2 separate regions of the Homo sapiens genome follow, and region 2 is linked to region 1. The links are chromatin loops, found by intact Hi-C in ENCODE. Cell type or tissue: dorsolateral prefrontal cortex. All regions are shown on one strand. Each heading gives the region's core, and the rest is flanking DNA. Links, peaks and the distances in the headings are about the cores only. Region 1 overlaps GTF2F1 (general transcription factor IIF subunit 1). Region 2 overlaps TUBB4A (tubulin beta 4A class IVa).

Evidence for each region. Peaks named below come from ENCODE experiments on the same cell type or tissue, not always from the same donor. Only the 100,000 strongest peaks of a DNase experiment are listed, where the experiment ranks them.
Region 2: it touches region 1 in a loop (2.4-fold over the local background); 6 of 110 quality-filtered maps call a loop at or near these places.

The regions. Positions count from the first base shown.
Region 1 is chr19:6,376,528-6,386,185 of GRCh38, reverse strand. GTF2F1 (general transcription factor IIF subunit 1) reads left to right here. Exons shown (of 13, transcript NM_002096.3): 6 at 2,691-2,875; 7 at 4,336-4,489; 8 at 4,571-4,632; 9 at 4,708-4,827; 10 at 4,991-5,064; 11 at 5,144-5,282; 12 at 5,496-5,613; 13 at 5,701-6,614. The coding sequence ends at 5,905. Among named protein-coding and RNA genes, the nearest start is that of PSPN, 5.4 kb to the right of the region's middle. In dorsolateral prefrontal cortex, for the core only: no CTCF peak of the experiment used is centred there; a DNase peak (open chromatin) is centred at 7,557; H3K27ac peaks cover 1,159 bases.
Region 2 is chr19:6,490,959-6,500,837 of GRCh38, reverse strand. TUBB4A (tubulin beta 4A class IVa) reads left to right here. Exons shown (of 4, transcript NM_006087.4): 4 at 4,617-6,519. The coding sequence ends at 5,674. Among named protein-coding and RNA genes, the nearest start is that of TUBB4A, 6.4 kb to the left of the region's middle. In dorsolateral prefrontal cortex, for the core only: no CTCF peak of the experiment used is centred there; no DNase peak of the experiment used is centred there; H3K4me3 peaks cover 3,850 bases; H3K27ac peaks cover 1,822 bases.

The DNA of each region.
Region 1 (9,658 bases), core at 5,637-9,636:
TCAAACTCCTAACCTCAGGTGATCTGCCCCCCTCAGCCTCCCTAAGTGTGGGGATTACATCCGTGAGCCACCACGCCCGGCCTGTTTTAGTTTTGTTGTTTTGTTTTTTTGAGACCGAATCTCGCTCTGTCACCCAGGCTGGAGTGCAGTGGCGCGATCTCAGCTCACTGCAAGCTCCGCCTCCCGGGTTCATGCCATTCTCTGGCCTCAGCCTCCTGGGTAGCTGGGACTACAGGCGCCTGCCACCATGCCCGGCTAATTTTTTTCTATTTTTTTGGTACAGATGGGGTTTCACCGTGGTCTCGATCTCCTGACCTCGTGATCTGCCTGCCTCGGCCTCCCAAAGTGCTGGGATTACAGGCGTGAGCCACCATGCCCAGCCCCTGCTTTAGTTTTTAATCATTTTCTTTGGTTTTAAAATTTCTGAAGAGTCATAGGTTGGCTCAGCTCCAAAAGCAACCCCGGTAAATGGCACGAAGTCAGAGCGTCCTCCCCACCAGGTCATGAGCCTCCGAGCCTGTGGGGCAGTTTCTGTACCCCTGCTCCCCTGGAACAACAGCCCCCAGGTCTGCCTGCCTGCTCCACTTTGGTTGAGTTCCTGGGGCTCCACTGTAAAATCAGTCGATCAATCATTGCTGGGGGGGCAGGTTCGCTTTTGCTGTATTTTCCTTAGAATCTGCTTTGTAAGTTTTAGGGAGAAGAATTTGGCATTTTATAGAATTGTGTAAAACCTGGATGTTAACCAAAGGAGAAATGCCATCTCTTTTTTTTTTTTTTTTTTTTTTTTTTTGAGACAGTCTCACTGTCACCCAGGCTGGAGTGCAGTGGTACCATCTCAGCTCACTGGCTCATTGCAACCTCGACCTCCTGGGTTTAAGCGATTCTGCCTCAGCCTTGCGAGTAGCTGGGACTACACACGTGCACCTCCCCACCTGGCTAATTTTTGTACTTTTAGTAGAGAAGGGGTTTCAGCATATTGCCCAGGCTGGTCTCCAACTCCTGGCCTCAAGTGATCTGCCCGCTTTGGCATCCCAATATGCTGGGATTACAGGTGTGAGCCATGGTGCCCGGCCAGAATGCCATCTCTTGATCAGATGTTAAATCTACTTAGCTAAGAACTGTTCAGGCTGGGCACGTGGAGAGCGGATCGCAAGGTCAAGAGTTCGAGACCAGCCTGGCCAAGAGACCAGCCTGGCCAATTTGGTGAAATGCCATCTCTACTAAAAATACAGAAATTAGCCAGGCATGGTGGCGGGCACCTGTAATCCCAGCTACTCGGGAGGCTGAGGCAGGAGAATTGCTTGAACCCGGGAGGTGGAGGTTGTGGTGAGCCGAGATCACACCATTGCACTCCAGTCTCGGTGACAGATCAAGACTCCAACTCAAAAGAAAAGAAAAGAAAAGAAAAGAACAAATGGTGATGGTGTCTCGCCATGTTGCTCAGGCTGGTCTCAAACTCCTGGGTTCAAGCGAGCCTCCAGCCTCGGCCTCCCCTCCCAAAGTGCTGGGATGACAGGCTTGAGCCACTGCACCAAACTGTCACTGTTTTTTGGTGCATGGCTCAGTGTGGTAAAGCCACTCACAGTGTTAAGCAGCAGTTTCATTATCTTTCACACCAGCCTGGGCCTTGCCCATGTTAGATGCATTCCTATTAAATGCAGTCCTTTTTTTTTTTTTGGAGACAGATTCTTACTCTGTCACCGAGGCTGGAGTGCTGTGGGGCAATCTTAGCTTACTGCAACCTCTGCCTCCTGGGTTCAATTGATTCTCCTCCCTCAGCCTCCTGAGTAGTCAGGACTACAGGCACATGCCACCACGCCCGGCTAATTTTTTAATTTTTTGTAGGGATGAGGTTTCACCATGTTGTTCAGGCTGTTCTCAAACTCCTGACCTCAGGTGATCCACTTGCCTCGGCCTCCCAAAGTGCTGGGATTACAGGCGTGAGCCACCGCGCCCAACCTGGCCTGCAGTCCTGTTTTTTAAAGCTTCCCTGAGCAATGAGACAACGTTACATTGTTCCAATGGAAACAGTATGTTTTGTCATTAAAGAAAAATACATCTATAAATTAAGATAACAAAAGATCTGGCTGGGCACGGTGGCTCACACCTGTAATCCCAGCACTTTGGGAGGCCAAGGTGGATCATGAGGTCAGGAGTTCGAGACCAGCCTGTCCAACATGGTGAAACCCTGTCTCTACTAAAAATACAAAAAAAAAAAAAAATTAGCTGGGCGTGGTGGCAGGCGCCTGGAACCCCGGCTATCTGGGAGGCTGAGTCAGGAGAATTGCTTGAAGCCAGGAGGCGGAGGTTGCAGTGAGCCGAGATCACATCACTGCACTCCAGTCTGGGCGACAGAGCGATACTCTGTCTCAGAAAATAAAAAAATAATAATAAAAAATAGCAAGAAACCAGTGTGACTGGATTGGGGCCAGACTCTGAGTCCGAGGGAGGTGCTGAGACTCCAGCAGCACATGGGGACCTGCTCTTTGAGGGACTCGGGGCAGAACGGGAAGGCAGGAAGGGCTGGCTCTATCCGTGTGGTTTCAGGGAGTCCTGTGCCACAGCCCAAGTCCCCGGGGGCCACATCACCTTGAAGGCTATGTGGGTGGTGCCCTGGGGCTCGCCCCCTGCAAGCACAGATGCAGGGTGGTGCCAGGCCCGGCATGAGCCCCCCTGTGCCTGGCCCGCAGGAGGAACAAGGTGCTGAACCACTTCAGCATCATGCAGCAGCGGCGGCTCAAGGATCAGGACCAGGACGAGGATGAGGAGGAGAAGGAGAAACGTGGCCGCAGGAAGGCGAGCGAGCTGCGCATCCACGACCTGGAGGACGACCTGGAGATGTCGTCCGATGCCAGTGATGCCAGTGGTGAGGAGGGTGAGTACGGGCGCCTGGGCATTAGGTCACAGAGGTGCCTGCTCAGGCAGTGCCAGTGAAGGCAAAGTCTACCATCGCTCACAGTGGCCCTAGAATGAGAGGCAAGTGGGGCCGGGCACAGTGGCTCACGCCTGTCATCCCAGCACTTTGAGAGGCTGAGGCAGGCAGATCACCTGAGATCAGGAGTTTGAGACCAGCCTGGCCAACACAGTGAGACCGTGTCTCTACTGAAAACACAAAAATTAGCTGGGCATGGTGGTGCATGCCTCTAGTGCCAGCTACTCGGGAGACTGAGGCAGGAGAATTGCTTGAACCCGTGAGATAGAGGTTGTGTTGAGCCGAGATCACGCCACTGGACTCCAGCCTGGGCAACAGAGAGAGACTCCGTCTCAGAGAAAAAAGAATGAGAGTCAGGCGAGGCCGCCTGGAGGAGCAGTGATGTCAGTCAGGAGGCAAGGCCAGAGCCCGGGAGAGCTGAGCCATGGCCCTTCTTTTTTTTTTTTTTTTTTTTGAGACAGGATCTCTCTCTCTCTCACATGGGCTGGAGTGTAGTGGTACAATCACAGCTTACTGCAGCCTTGACCTCCGAGGGTCAAACGATCCTCCCACCTCAGCCTCCTGAGTAGCTGGGACTACAGGCGTGCACCACCACACCCGGCTAATTTTTTTTTTTTTTTTTGGAGACAGAGTCTTGCTCTGTTGCCCAGGCTGGAGTGCAATGGCGCAATCTCGGCTCACTGCAACCTCTGCCTCCCAGGTTCAAGTGATTCTCCTGCCTCAGCCTCCCAAGTAGCTGGGACTACAGGCATGCACCACCATGCTGGCTAATTTTTGTATTTTTAGTAGAGATGGGGTTTCACCATGTTGGCCAGACTGGTCTCAAACTCCCGACCTCAGGTAATCTGCCTGTCTCGGCCTCCTAAAGTGCTGGGATTACAGGCGTGAGCCACCACGCCCGGCCTAATTTTTGTGTTTTTTGTAGAGACTGGGGTCTCACTCACTGTGTTGCCCAGGATGGTCTGAAACTCCTGGGCTCAAGCCATCCTCCCGCCTCAGCCTGCCAAAGTGCTGGGATGACAGGCATGAGCCACTGCACCTGGCCTGGCTGTGGCCTTTACGGGGGTTCCTATGAGAAACTGCAACTCTAGGTTGACCAGTTTCAATAACTCCTGTGCGCTCCGGGCTGTAGGGGCTGTGTCCCTGGTTATCAGGTGCCTCGCCCGGGTGGTCTGGGAGAGGGGGAGTGGTCTGTGAGCGCTAGAGAAGGTGGGTGGGGGTGTGGGGTCTGCCGGGAGTTTGTTTAGGAGAGCTGAGCTCCTGGGCTGGCCCTGGAGGTGTAGTCTCCCCAGTCAGTGAGGCCCCCCAGGATGTCAAAACTGCACAAAATGTGAAAAACACAATAAATACCCACTGCCTTCCTCCTCACTTTCCCTCCTTTCCTTCCTTTCCTCCCTTCCCAGGGGGCAGAGTCCCCAAGGCCAAGAAGAAGGCGCCGCTGGCCAAGGGCGGCAGGAAAAAGAAGAAGAAGAAGGGTTCAGACGACGAGGCCTTCGAGGACAGCGATGATGGGGACTTCGAGGGCCAAGAGGTGGACTACATGTCAGACGGCTCCAGGTGAGGCCGACGGGAGGCGCCTGCGAGACCCCATGCAGCCTCGCGAGCGCGCGCTCATCCTTTGCCATCCCCGTCTTACAGTAGCTCCCAAGAAGAGCCTGAGAGCAAGGCCAAGGCGCCGCAGCAGGAGGAGGGGCCCAAGGGTAGGCGATGGCTGGGCGGGCCGGGGAGATGGGGGCGGTGCTTCCCTGCTCTTGCTCATACCCTGCCCCTCCCAGGTGTCGATGAGCAGAGCGACAGTAGTGAGGAGAGTGAGGAGGAGAAGCCGCCTGAGGAGGACAAGGAGGAGGAGGAGGAGAAGAAGGCACCCACCCCGCAGGAGAAGAAGCGCAGGAAAGGTGCGGCGCATGTGGCCCCCATATTGGAGGCTTGGGTCGGGCCCTGGCGCCCTGCCACCTCCTCCCCTCTCCCCTGCAGGCCTCCCTCATCTGCAGTGGAGGCACCAGTGGGCACCGGGTCCCGGGGTTGCTCTGGCCCTGACCCCTTTCCTGTGCCCCGCAGACAGCAGCGAGGAGTCGGACAGCTCAGAGGAGAGCGACATTGACAGCGAGGCCTCCTCAGCCCTCTTCATGGCGGTAAGGCCCAGCCCGGTGGCGGGGGAGGCCTGGGCGTCTGTTTGCAGACTCACCCACCTCCCAACCCTGACCTCTGCAGAAGAAGAAGACGCCACCCAAGAGAGAGCGGAAGCCGTCGGGAGGGAGCTCAAGGGGCAACAGCCGCCCAGGCACGCCCAGCGCAGAGGGTGGCAGCACCTCCTCCACCCTGCGGGCGGCTGCCAGCAAACTCGAGCAAGGTGAGTGCCCGTGGCCTCCCCGCTCCCCACAGCCACAGCCACAGCCTCCTGACCTCTGTTGGGGCTCAGGACAGAGAGGGGATGGAGATGCGGGTGGAGGCCTGTCTCTCCCTGATCCCCTTGAACCCTAATCCTGGCACTGCCCAGCCTGGGGTCCTGCCCAGGGGTTCTGCCTCCTGCCTGCAAGACTCAGCCCTGACCCCACTCCCACAGGGAAGCGGGTGAGCGAGATGCCTGCAGCCAAGCGGTTGCGGCTGGACACGGGACCCCAGAGCCTGTCTGGGAAGTCGACACCCCAGCCACCATCAGGCAAGACAACACCCAACAGCGGGTAAGTTGACGAGGACAGCAGGGGGCAGGGCAAGGGCTACTGGGGACAATCTCACTGATGCCACCTTCCCCGTCCTCCCATCCTCAGCGACGTGCAGGTGACTGAGGATGCCGTGCGCCGCTACCTGACACGGAAGCCCATGACCACTAAGGACCTGCTGAAAAAGTTCCAGACCAAGAAGACAGGGCTGAGCAGCGAGCAGACAGTGAACGTGTTGGCCCAGATCCTCAAGCGACTCAACCCCGAGCGCAAGATGATCAACGACAAAATGCACTTCTCCCTCAAGGAGTGAGGCTTGGTCCAATACATGGCTCTGCCCCCCAGAACTTAAGGCTCTCACTGCCCCTTCGCCATCCTAGAGTGAGGCTCTGTCCAATACATGGCTCTGCCCTCCAGAACTTCAGGCTCTCAGTGACCCTTCGACATCCTGCTTGCTCCCTGACTCCCAGGGCCCCGTAGTTAGCAATTCTGGAAAAGTTAAGCCATCTCCTCCTCTGGCCCTTCCTTCTGGAATCTTCAGATGCCTGTTAGGCCTTCTTATTGTCCTCCTCCTCCTGGCTCGGCCTCCCTCACACTGACCAAGGGCCTGTGCTGCCCACTGGGTAACTTCTACAGTTCTCCCTTCCACTTCCCTAAGTCTCTCTTCAGCTGTGACTTATCCACCACATAGCCCAGTAAGTCTTCAGTTTTGGCTGGGCATGATGGTGAGCGCCTGCAGTCCCAGCTACTTGGGAGGCTAAGCCCAGTTCAAGGCTGCAGTGAACTATGATGGTGCCACTGCATTCCAGCCTGGGTGACAGAATGAAATCCTGGCACAAAAAAAAAAAAAAAGTAGCCAGGCATGGTGGCGGGAGCCTGTTGTCCCAGCTGTTCCGTAGGCTGAGGCACGAGATTCACTTGAACCTGGGAGGTGGAGGTTGCTGTGAGCTGACACCACGCCACTGCACTCCAGCCTGGGTGACAGTGAGACTCTGTCTCAATAAATAAAAAATAATAATAAATTGCTCAGATTTCTTTGTTTCCTTTTTAGATCTGCTACTCTGTTTGGATAATGTCTTATTCCTTATGTTTTGGTCCCATCTTTCATGGTTTTATTTTTATTTATATTTTAGGTTTTGAGACAGGGTCTTGCTCTGTTCACCAGGCTGGATTGCAGTGTCCACCGTCTTGGCTCCCTGCAACCTCCACCTCTTGGGCTGAAGCGATCCTCCCACCTTAACCTTTCAAGTAGTGCACACCACCACGCCCAGCTAATTTTTTAATTTTTTGTAGAGGTGAGGTCTCACTGTATTGCCCAGGTCAGTCTTGAACTCATGGGCTCAAGCAATCCTCCCACCTCAGCCTCCTGAGTAGCTGGGACCACAGGCGTGTACCATTAAATGCCTGGCTAATGTGTTTTGTTTTTGTTTTTGTTTGAGACAGAGTTTCACTCTTGTTGCCCAGGCTAGAGTGCAGTGGTACAATCTCGGCTTACTGCGACCTCTGGTTCCTGGGCTCAAGCAGTTCTCCTGCCTCAGCCTCCCGAGTAGCTGGGATTACGGGCGCCCGCCACCGCGCCTGGCTAATTTTTGTATTTTTAGTAGAGACGGTGTTTCAGCATGTTGGCCAGGCTGGTCTCGAACTCCTGGCCATAGGTGATCTGCCTGCCTCGTCCTCCCAAAGTACTGGGATTACAGGCGTGAGCCACTGCACCCACCCACGCCTGGCTGATGTTTTTATTTTACTCATCCTGACTGAGGTCTGACAATCCTAGAAGCTGAAGTTCCCGGGCATCCTTTTGTTTCTTCTGACTCCCCTTAGTGATAGATTTTCTTGTGATTTGGGATTGGATGCTCATGGCCAGCTGGGGGCTCTGTGGGAATCCGGGGTGGCCTACTTTGCAGGCAGTCCTTCCAGATGGTTCAGCCTTGGCTTTCGCTAGCTACCCAGGAGCGCCAGCCCCAGCCCATTTTGTGTGTGGTTCTCAGCTTGCAGGTGGCCACCAAAGCCAACCCCCCCCACTGCCCCGATTGTGGGTCCCTATGTTTGAGGTTCCCGGTGATGTTTCGGGGGGCTTCTCCCTTCTTACAAGCTCGGTCATGCATATATTTGATCTGGCGTTGCCAGGCATTCTGTAAGGGAGGGCTTTTCCAGTTCCTGGAAATGGAACTGGAAAATGTGGCTGGAAACATTAATATGGCTGGAAATGGAATTTGCCTGCAGCCACTACTTTTGAACCCATCTTCCGGGCAATCCCTTCTGTCTTGCCGGTGGTTGGAAACTTGCAGGTGGAAGTCTTCCCCACCCAGTTCTGCAGCCCTTGGCTGCCGAGCAGGAATGCCTGAGATGTCTGGCTAATTCCTCGGAATGTCCCAGTTCAGGCCAACCTCCCTCCCCCTTCTCCCACCAGGCCTTCTTGGGCAGCAGGGAGGCAGCTCTGGAGGGAGCCGCTGCCTCAGCAGTTTCGCCCCAGCCACCCCCACTGCCTGGGCCTTCATGTAAGGAGGCTGGGTGGTGAGGCCCTGTGGTGAGGAGCAGGGGTTTTGCATTCACGGAGGACCTGGGTTCAAATACCAGGACCGTTGCTTAATTCTGGGTGACTTCAGGCTTTTTTTTTTTTTTTTTTGAGATGGGGTCTCGCTCTGTCGCCCAGGCTGGAGTGCAGTGACATGATCTCCGCTCACTGCAGCCTCCGCCTCCTGGGTTCAAGCAATTCTACCTCAGTCTCCTGAGTAGCTGGGATGACAGGCACGCCCCACCACGGTCCAGCTAATTTGTTTTTTGGGTTTCTGAGACGGAGTTTCATGCTGCTGCCCAGGCTGGAGTGCAGTGGTGCAATCTTGGCTCACTGCAGCCTCTGCCTCCTGGGTTCCAAGCGATTCTCCTGCCTCAGCCTCCCGAGTAGCTGGGACTACACCCAGCTAATTTTTTAATAGAGACGGAGTTTCACCATGTTGACCAGGCTGGTCTTGAACTGACCTCAGGTGATCTGCCCACCTCGGCCTCCCAAAGTGCTGGGATTACAGGCGTGAGCCACTGTGCCTCGCCTAATTTTTGTATTTTCGTTAGAGACAGGGATTCACCATGTTGGCCTGGCTGGTCTCAAACTCCCGACCTCAAGTGATCCTCCCACCTCACCCTCCCAAAGTGCTGGGATTATAGGCATGAGCCACTGGGCCCCGCCAGGCTTTTTTGAGACAGTATCGCTCTGTCGCCCAGGTTTGAGTGCAATGGCACAATCTCAGCTCACTGCAACCTCCACCTCTCAGGTTCAAGCAATTCTCCTGCCTCAGCCTCCCGAGTAGCTGGGATTACAGGCGCCCACCACCATGCCCAGCTAATTTTTGTATTTTTAATAGAGATGGATTTCACCATGTTGGTCAAGCTGGTCTCAAACTCCTGACCTCAGGTAATCCACCCGCCTCAGCCTCCCGAGGCATGAGCCACCACGCCAAGCCCAGGCTTTTCTTTCCATCGGAAAATTATCATCTCAATAAGCACTTCAGTAAGAAAAACCACAACATAATCATCGAAGCAATCCCTCACGGATGGAGTTGAGGCCACTTCCAGACTTTCCTAATATGAAGAAGGCATCAGATGTCCCTGTGCTGGCTGTTTCACTTGCCTGTGTGGGAGGAACCCCGCAAACAGGGCTCCTGGGGCAGAGGGTGTAATTTACAATTCCCCAGTAGCAGCTGCTCATCCAAAGAGCTGCTAGCAATTTACACCCCCACCAACAGCACAGGGTGCACCTGGGTCACACGGGTTGTGTGTGAGGGTTTTCTGATTTTCCCCAATCTTGTGGGTGCTTAGAGTCAAGCACCCCTTCGGACAATCACAAGCTGTTTGCTTGTTTTTGCATTCGAAGCTACGGGCACTGCCTTACACTCTAAGTGCCCATCTCTTTCCTCACCAAGCCGAGTAGGAGGGGTTCTGAGGAGCTCCCCTGTACCGGTGAGGGGACTGGGCTCACACGGGGCTGGGTATGGAAGCCTCGAGAGCCCTTATCTGTCTGCATCGTGCTAGACGTTACCATGACCTGGACAGCCTCCATCGCCCCGGGGGC
Region 2 (9,879 bases), core at 1,045-5,044, 120 kb before region 1:
AAAGCTCTGCCAGGGGTTGATTCAGATGGATAACTTAGGATGGGCTCCTCAGCCTTTCTGGGCCTCAAAAATCCTCTTTTTTTTTTTTTTTTCAGACAGGGTCTGTCTGTCCTGCTGTCACCCAGGCTAGAGTGCAGTGGCATGATCACGGCTCACTGTCACCTCCACCTCTGGGCACACGTGATCCTCTTGCCTCAGTCTCCCAAGTAGCTGGACCTACAGGCATGCACCACCACACCCAGCTAATTTTTTAGTTTTCTTTGTAGAGAGGTGGGTCTCTCTATGTTGCCCATGCTGGTCTCAAACTCCGGGACTCAAACGATCCACCCAACTCAGCTCCCAAAGTGCTGGATTACAAGCATGAGCCACCTTGCCCGGCCTCCTCGTCTTTAAAACAGGGATTTCACTGGGCATGGTGGTTCATGCCTATAAACCCAGGACTTTGGGAGGCTGAGTCAGGAAGAGAGCTTGAGGTCAGGAGTTCGAGACCAGCCTGGGCACCATGGTGAGACCCTGTCTCTACAAAAAGAAAAAAATTTTAATTAGCTGAGTGAGGTGGTGTGCACCTGTAGTCACAGCTACTCGTGAGGCTAAGGTAGGAGAATCACTTGAGCCTGGGAGGTTGAGGCTGCCATGAGCTATGATGGTGCCACTGCACTCCAGCCTGAGCGATGGTGTGAGACCCCATCTCTAAAAAAGATCAAATAAAACAGGGATTCTAAAATGCTATTAGAATTGTGAGGCTCAGGGTGGGCACGGTGGCTCACACCTGTAATCCCAGCACTTTGGGAGGCCGAGGCGGGTGGATCACCTGAGGTCGGGAGTTTGAGACCAGCCTGACTAACATGGAGAAACCCCATCTCTACTAAAAATAAAAAATTAGCCAGGCATGGTGGCACATGCCTGTAATCCCAGCTACTCGGGAGGCTGAGGCAAGAGAATTGCTTGAACGGCAGAGGTTGTGGTGAGCCAAGATCATGACACTGCACCCCAGCGTGGGCAACAAGAGTGAAACTTCGTCTCCAAAAAAAAAAAAAAATTGTGAAGCTTAAAGTCATGAATATGTGTAGAGTTTAGAACAATGCCTGACACAGAGAAAGAGGTAAATAAGCATTTGTCGTTGTTTTCATTACTATCTGCAGTCTAGAATGTGAGTAGGATTTGGACTGGCCAAAGGGCATGGAAGGGAGGAAAGATGTTTAAGACGGAGGCAACAGCATATGTGAAGATAGTGGGGTGTCCACACCCTGGGACAATCCTTCCGGGAAAGCTTTCCTGGCTCCAGCTGGCTGCATGTCCCCACCCTGGCTCCACCCGCCTCCAATACTCCCAGCATGTAAGACGTGCTAAATGCAGGACCTGTCCTGCCTCTCTGAATCTTTTCCGCAACTCGCCTCTTACTTCCATTTTACAGGTGAGAAAACAGAGGCACAGAGACGTTAGGTCACTTGCAGAAAGTCACACTGCAAGCCACTGGGGCTGTCAGGAGCCAGAGGAGAGGGTCTGACTACTAGGTCCACGCTTTTTTTTTTTTTTGAGACGGAGTCTCCGTTGCCCAGGCTGGAGTGCAGTGACGCAACCTCCACCTCCCAGATTCAAGCGATTCTCCTGCCTCACGAGTAGCTGGGACTACAGGCATGCATCACCACACCTAGCTAATTTTTTGTATTTTTAATAGTGACGGGGTTTCGCCATGTTGGCCAGGCTGGTCTCCTATTCCTGACCTCTCAGGTGATCTGCCTGCCTCTGCTTCCCAAAGTGCTGGGATTACAGGCATGAGCAACCGCGCCTGGTCTGAGCCCACACTTTTAATGCTCCTCCCACCCCCTGGCCACCCAGAGGCCATAGAATCTCTTGGCCCAACTGTAAGCCCTCTGGTCCTCCTGAAATCACTCACACCATTTGGCCAATCTCATTTCATCTTGATTTCACCCAGCCATTTCCCAAGGACCTATGATGGGCCACGGCCACAAAACTGCATCATTATGTTTTGAAATCTTCCAACAGATCAGAAAGGGGAAGTCACTTGTCCAAGGTCACACAGTTTGTCTTGTCAGTCCCGAGAATCTGCAGTCTAAACCACCAGGCTCGGGAGGAGGAGGGAGGGGGTGACCAGAGGTGGCTTCTCTGAGGATGTGGCATTGAGCTGAGACCTGAAGGAAGTGAGGAAAAAGTCAGGTGAATACCTGGGGGGAAAGCATTCTAAGCAGCCAAGCCACTAGTGCAAAGGCCCCAGGGCAGGACCACACCTGGAAAGCTGGAGTAACAGCTGCGGCTGAAGCAGAGTGAGGGAGGGGATGGGGCAGGTCCGGCAGGGCCTTGTGGCCTGCAGGGAGGATTTGGGCTTTGACCCCAAGGTAGGTGGGAGCCATGGAGGGCTGTAGGCAGAGGAGGGACGGGACCTGACTTACTTGCTCTCAGGTGTCCTCTCGTGGGTACTGTGGAGAGGACAGACTGGGTGATAAGGGTAGGAGCCAGGGGACCAGGACAGAGGGAATTGAACTTATCCAGGAGGGTGATGCTGGAGCTGAACTAAGGTGGAGACAGATGAGGGGTGAAAGAAAACGTTAGCTGTTCACAGTAATACCGGCCAATATTCTTTTTTTTATTCCATTTTTTTTTTTTTTGAGACAAAGTCTCACTCTGTCGCCCAGGCTGGAGTGCAGTGGCGCGATCTCGGCTCACTGCAAGCTCCACCTCCTGGGTTCACGCCATTCTCCTGCCTCAGCCTCCCGAGTAGCTGAGACTACAGGCACCCACCACCACATCCAGCTAATTTTTTCTATTTTTAGTAGAGACGGGGTTTCACCGTGTTAGCCGGGATAGTCTTGATCTCCTGACCTCGCTATCCGCCCGCCTCGGCCTCCCAAAGTGCTGGGTTTACAAGCGTGAGCCACCACGCCTGGCCAATATTCTTCTTTTTTTTTTTTTTTTTTTTTGAGACGGAGTCTTGCTGTCGCCCAGGCTGGAGTGCAGTGGCACGATCTCGGCTCACTGCAGGCTCAGCCTCCCGAGTAGCTGGGACTACAGGCGCCCGCCACCTCGCCCGGCTAATTTTTTGTATTTTCAGTAGAGACAGGGTTTCACTGTGTTAGCCAGGATGGTCTCGATCTCCTAACCTCGCAATCTGCCCGCCTCGGCCTCCCTAAGTGCTGGATTACAGGCATGAGCCACTGCGCCTGGCCAATATTCTAATACTGATTCTTTTCCTCCGGGAGCTTGCATTCCACAGTGAGCTTGCAGACAATAAACATGATTAACAAGAAAACACAGGCCAAGCATGGTGGCTCACGCCTGTAATCCCAGCACTTTAGGAGGCCATGGCAGGTGGATTGCTCCAGCTCAGGAGTTCAAGAACAGCCTGGGCAACATGTCGAAACCCCACCTCTACAAAAAAAAGATACAAAAATTAGCCAGATCTGGTAGCATAAGCCTGTAGTCCCAGCTACTCAAAAGGCTGGGGCAGGAGGATCACTTGAACCTGGGAAGTCAAGGCTGCAGTGAGCCATGATTGCACCTCTGTACTCCAGCCTGGGCAACATACCAAGACCCTGCCTGAAAATGATATTATTATTAATAATGATGTTAAATATTAATCTTTTTATTGTTATTATTTATTTGTTTTAGAGACAGGGTCTTGCTCTGTCTCCCAGGCTGCAATGGTGTGATCATAGCTCACTGCAGCCTCCAACTCCTGGGCTCAAGCAATCTCCCACCTGAGCCCCCCTAGTAACTGGTACTACAGGTGTGCCACCACCATGACTGGCTAATTTATATATATATATATATATATATATATATATATATATATATTTTTTTTTTTTTTTTTTTTTTTTTTTTTTTGTAGAGACATGGCCTCACTAGGTTGCCCAGGCTAGTCTTGAACTGCTGGGCTCAAGCAATCCTCCCACCTCTGCCTCCCAAAGTGTTAGGATTACAGGCATGAGCCACTGTGCCCAGTCTTGGTTTTTTTTTAGGCAGGGGGCGGGGGAGTGTTTTGTGTGTATGTGTGTTTTTGAGATGGAGTCTCACTCCGTCACCCAGGCTGGAATGCAGTGGCTCAATCTTGGCTACCTGCAGCCTCCTCCTCCCAGGTTCAAGCAATTCTCTTGCCTCAGCCTCCCGAGTAGCCAGGGACTACGATCGCTCACCAGCACACCTGGCTATAATTGTTATTATTTATTATTATTATTATTATTATTATTTTGAGACGGAGTCTCGCTCTGTTGCCCAGGCTGCAGTGCAGTGGCACAATGTCGGCTCACTGCAAGTTCCGCCTCCTGGGTTCACGCCATTCTCCTGCCTCAGCCTCCCGAGTAGCTAGGACTACAGGCGCCCGCCACCACTCCCGGCTAATTTTTTTTGTAATTTTAGTAGAGACGGGGTTTCACCGTGTTAGCCAGGATGGTCTCGATCTCCTGACCTCGTGATCCGCCCACCTCGGCCTCCCAAAGTGCTGGGATTACAGGTGTGAGCCACCGCACCCGGCTATTTGTTATTATTTTTGATAGTTACTAGTATTCAACTACTAGAGGCCCTCCAGGTGGTGGAGAGACAGAGTCAAGGGTTGGGGCTCCCCATAACTGCATGTGTGTCCCCTCCCCTTCCCTCTCTAGGCCAATCCGGAGCCGGCAACAACTGGGCAAAGGGGCACTACACGGAGGGCGCAGAGCTGGTGGACGCTGTCCTGGACGTAGTCCGGAAGGAGGCCGAGAGCTGCGACTGCCTTCAGGGCTTCCAGCTGACCCACTCGCTGGGGGGTGGCACGGGGTCCGGAATGGGCACGCTGCTCATCAGTAAGATCCGCGAGGAGTTCCCAGACCGCATCATGAACACCTTCAGCGTGGTGCCCTCGCCCAAAGTGTCAGACACGGTGGTGGAGCCCTACAACGCCACGCTGTCTGTGCACCAGCTGGTGGAGAATACGGATGAGACCTACTGCATCGACAACGAGGCACTCTACGACATCTGTTTCCGCACCCTCAAGCTGACCACCCCCACCTACGGGGACCTCAACCACCTGGTGTCGGCCACCATGAGCGGGGTCACCACCTGCCTGCGCTTCCCGGGCCAGCTGAACGCCGACCTGCGCAAGCTGGCCGTCAACATGGTTCCCTTTCCTCGCCTGCACTTCTTCATGCCCGGCTTCGCACCCCTGACCAGCCGGGGCAGCCAGCAGTACCGGGCCCTGACGGTGCCCGAGCTCACCCAGCAGATGTTCGATGCCAAGAACATGATGGCGGCGTGCGACCCGCGCCACGGCCGCTACCTGACCGTGGCCGCCGTGTTCCGGGGCCGCATGTCCATGAAGGAGGTGGACGAGCAGATGCTGAGCGTGCAGAGCAAGAACAGCAGCTACTTCGTGGAGTGGATCCCCAACAACGTGAAGACGGCCGTGTGCGACATCCCGCCCCGCGGCCTGAAGATGGCCGCGACCTTCATCGGCAACAGCACGGCCATCCAGGAGCTGTTCAAGCGCATCTCCGAGCAGTTCACGGCCATGTTCCGGCGCAAGGCCTTCTTGCACTGGTACACGGGCGAGGGCATGGACGAGATGGAGTTCACCGAGGCCGAGAGCAACATGAATGACCTGGTATCTGAGTACCAGCAGTACCAGGACGCCACGGCCGAGGAGGGCGAGTTCGAGGAGGAGGCGGAGGAGGAGGTGGCCTAGGCTGCTCCCATCGCTTCCCACCTGTCCCCTCGAGGCTTCTGACCTTTGATCCGCTAGGCCCCCCATCTCTGAACCCTAGAGCCCCGCTTTCCCTCCAAGGCTGACTCCCCGCTGACCCTAACAATACCTTTGGAGCTCGCTTTACCTCTGGCTACTTCATCTCCGACCCTGGCTCCCCTTTGAGCCCTAATTTATCTTTAACCCCCTTGAGCTCTTCCAACCTTGACATTCCCAGGAGGAGCCCCGCTTCACCCCTTCTGACTCTGGAAACCGCACCTTTAACTTTGCAGACCTTCCTTCACCCCTGACTTCTGCTTCACCTTTGACCTCTGCCCCCCATGAATCCCATTTTACCTCTAGACCTATAAGTTCTGGTTTATGTTTGACCCCTCCCTCTGAGCTGCACTTCACCGCTGACCTTGCCTCACCTTTAACCCCCCACCTGAGCCCCAGCTCCTACCTCTGACCCCAACTTCTCTTTGATCTCTGAATCCCCTCTGACTCCAACTTCTCTTTCACCCTCTATGAGTCCCATTTTACTTCTACACCTGCAAGTCCTGGTTTATATTGGACCCCTCCCTCCGAGCTGCAGTTCACCTTTGACCTTGCCTCACCTTTCACCCCCCACCCCCCACAGCGTCAGCTCCTACCTCTGACCCCAGCTTCTCTCTGATTCCCACAGGCCCCATGCATCCTCCCTGCCTCACTCCCCTCAGCCCCTGCCGACCTTAGCTTATCTGGGAGAGAAACAAGGCCTGGTGCCTGTGAGGAAGAGAGGTCACCCCTACCCTCCCTCCCCGCTTCCCTGCCTCACCCTCAATAAATAAATTAATTGTTGTCATGGATGTTTCTGCCGAATCCCTCTTTCCTCTCTTACAGCAAGTGCGGGCTTTTCTCTACAGGATGGAGGAGGGTACCGATGACATCTCATCTCTGGATGGGGGGCGTGCTGGGGAGGGATCAGACGGGCCAGGCTAGGCCACCCACTAACCCTGAGGTTTTGACTAAGCCATTTGCCTTCTCTCAGCCTCGGTCTTCCCACCTGTAAAATGGGATCGTATGTTTTCCCCCAGGATCCCCCCACAACTGTTATAGGAATGGGGTCCCAATCCAGACCCCAAGAGAGGGTTCTTGGATCTCAAGAAAGAATTCAGGGCAAGTCCATAAAGTAAAAGCACGTTTATTAAGAAAGTAAAGGGGTAGGGCACGGTGGCTCACACCTGTAATCCCAACATTGGGAGGCTGAGGCAGGTGGATCACCTGAGGCCAGGAGAGACCAGCCTGGTCAACATGGCGAAATCCCATCTCTACTAAAAATAAAAAAATTCGCAGGGCGTGGTGGTGGGCGCCTGTAGTCCCAGGTACTCCGGAGGCTGAGGCAGGAGAATCGCTTGAACCTGGGAGGCAGAGGTTGCAGTGAGCCAAGATAACGCCACTGCACACCAGCCTGGCAACAGAGTGACACTCCGTCTCAAAAAATAATAATAATTAAATAAATAAATAAAGGAGCCAGGTGCAGTGGCTCATGCCTGTAATCCCAACACTTTGGGAGTCTGAGGTGGGTGGATCACCTGAGGCCAGGAGAGACCAGCCTGACCAACATGGTGAAACCCCAACTCTACTAAAAATGCAAAAATTACCTGGGCGTGGTGGCAGGCGCCTATAGTTCCGGCTACTTGGGAGGCTGAGGCAGGAGAATCACTTGAACCTGGGAGGCAGAGGTTGCAGTCAGCTGAGATGGCGCCACTGCACTCCAGCCTGGGTGACAGAGCGAGACTCCGTATCAAAAAAAAAAAAAAAAAAAAAAAAAACAAAGAATGGCTACTCCACAGATGAGAGCCACTGGTTGCCCATTTTTATGGTTTTTTCTTGATGATATGCTAGACAAGGGGTGGATTATTCATGCCTCCCCTTTTTAGAACATGTAGGGTGACTTCCTGACATTGCCGTGGCATCTGTAAACTGTCATGGCGCTGGTGGGAGTGTAGCAGTGAGGACAACCAGAGGTCACTCATCATCATCTTGGTTTTGGTGGGTTTTGACCAGCTTCCTTACTGCAACCTGTTTTTTGTTTGTTTGTTTGTTTGTTTTGTTTTGTTTTGCTTTGTTGTTGTTGTCGTTTTTGAGACAGAGTCTCACTCTGTCGCCCAGGCTGGAGTGCAGTGGCATGATCTCGGCTCACTGCAGGCTCCACCTCCCGGGTTCACGCCATTCTCCTGCCTCAGCCTCCCGAGTAGCTAAGACTACAGGCGCCCACCACCACATCCAGCTAATTTTTTCTATTTTTAGTAGAGACGGGGTTTCACCGTGTTAGCCAGGATAGTCTTGATCTCCTGACCTCGCGATCCACCCGCCTCGGCCTCCCAAAGTGCCGGGATTATAGGCATGAGCCACCGCACCCGGCCTACTGCAACCTATTTTATCAGCAAGGTCTTTATGACCTGTATCTTATGCCGATCTCATCCTGTGAGTTAGAATGCCTTAACCATCTGGGAATGCAGCCCAGTAGGTCTCAGGTCTCAGCCTCATTTTACCCAGCTCCTATTCAAGATGGAGTTGTTCTGGTTCACACGTCTCTGACACACCCACCTCAGAATTGTTCGTGAGGATCTGAGGAGATCTCAGGAGCACAGAGTGGGTGCTTGGTGGCAGAGGTACTGCTGTTCTCTGTGCAGCACCTTGCAAATATGGAAGGCAGGAAGGGGAATCTCTAGGGAAGGGTGCCAGGAAGATGGCAGCCTGAGCTGGCACCCAAGTGGCAATCTTGCCAGAGTAACAACACAGCTCACCCACATGAAACTTTTCTGTGTGCATGACTCATGCCTCATTTCATGCAAGCCTCACACCAACCCTGGAAGGCCTAAGCTTCTATCCCCTTCCAAGCCAAGGTTTAGAGAGAGAAGAGCATTATCAGTTAGCTTTTGCTGTGTAACAATCCCCCAAAACTTAGTGGCTTAAGACAAAAACAGGTATTTATTTTGCTCCCAAATCTGTAATCTGAGCAAGGATTGGCGAGGCAGTTCATTTAGGCTCCCTATGACATCAGCCAGAGCATCTTAGCCAGAGGTAGAGGGATCTACTTCCAAGGTGGCTCACAACAGACTGGCCAGGTGGTGCCAATTATCAGCTGGGGGCTCAGCAGGAGTAAGGAGAACAAAGACCTTAGTGTCTCTCCATAGTCCCCTTGGGCTTCCTCACAACATGGCTGCCAGGTTCCCCCAGAGCAAACACCCCAAGAGAGCAGGACAGAAGTAAATGCAAAAAAAAACGGATTGCATTTTTATGACCTAACTTCAGAAGTCATACAGTGTCACTTATTCAGGACTCACCAACAAGGCAGTCACTAAGCCTTGTTCAGATTCAAGGGGATGAAGTACAGACTCCAGCTCTTTTCTTTTTGAGACAGGATCTCACTCTGTCACCCAGGGTAGAGTGCAGTGGTGTGATCATGGTTCATTGAAACCTCAAACTCCTGGGCTCAAGCAATCCTCCCACCTCAGCCTCCAGAGTCACTAGGACTACAGGCACATGCCACCACAGCTGGTTAATTTTTTTGTATTGTTAGTAGACATTAGAGATAGGGTCTCACTTTGTCACCCAGGCTAGTCTCCTGCCTCAGCCTCCCAAAGTGCTGGGATTACAGGCATGAGCCACCACACTTGGTCCATCCTCCAGCTCTTTTATTTTGTTTTGTTTTGTTTTGTTAGAGTTTCACCCTTGTCGCCCAGGCTGGAGTACAATGGCATGATCTTGGTTCACTGCAATCTCCGCCTCCTGGGCTCAAGCAATTATCTTGCCTCAGCCTCCTGAGTAGCTGGGATTACAGGCACCCACCACCACACCCAGCTAATTTTTGTATTTTTAGTAGAGATGGGGTTTCACCATGTTGACCAGGCTGGTCTCAAACTCCTGGCCTCAGGTGATCCACCCGCCTTGGCCTCCCAAAATGCTGGGATTACAGGCATGTTCCACCATGCCCAACCCACACTCCAGCTCTTGATGGTAGAGTGGCAAGATTCTAGAAGAGCACGTAGGGTGAGTAATAGAGCCATGGCCATCTTTAGAAATTACAAATTTTTGGCCAGGTGCGGTGGCTCACTCCTGTAATCCCAAAATTTTGGGAGGCCAAGGCGGGCAGATTACTTGAGTCCAGGAGTTTGAATCCAGCTTGGGCAACATGGCAAAACCCTGTCTCTACAAAAAAT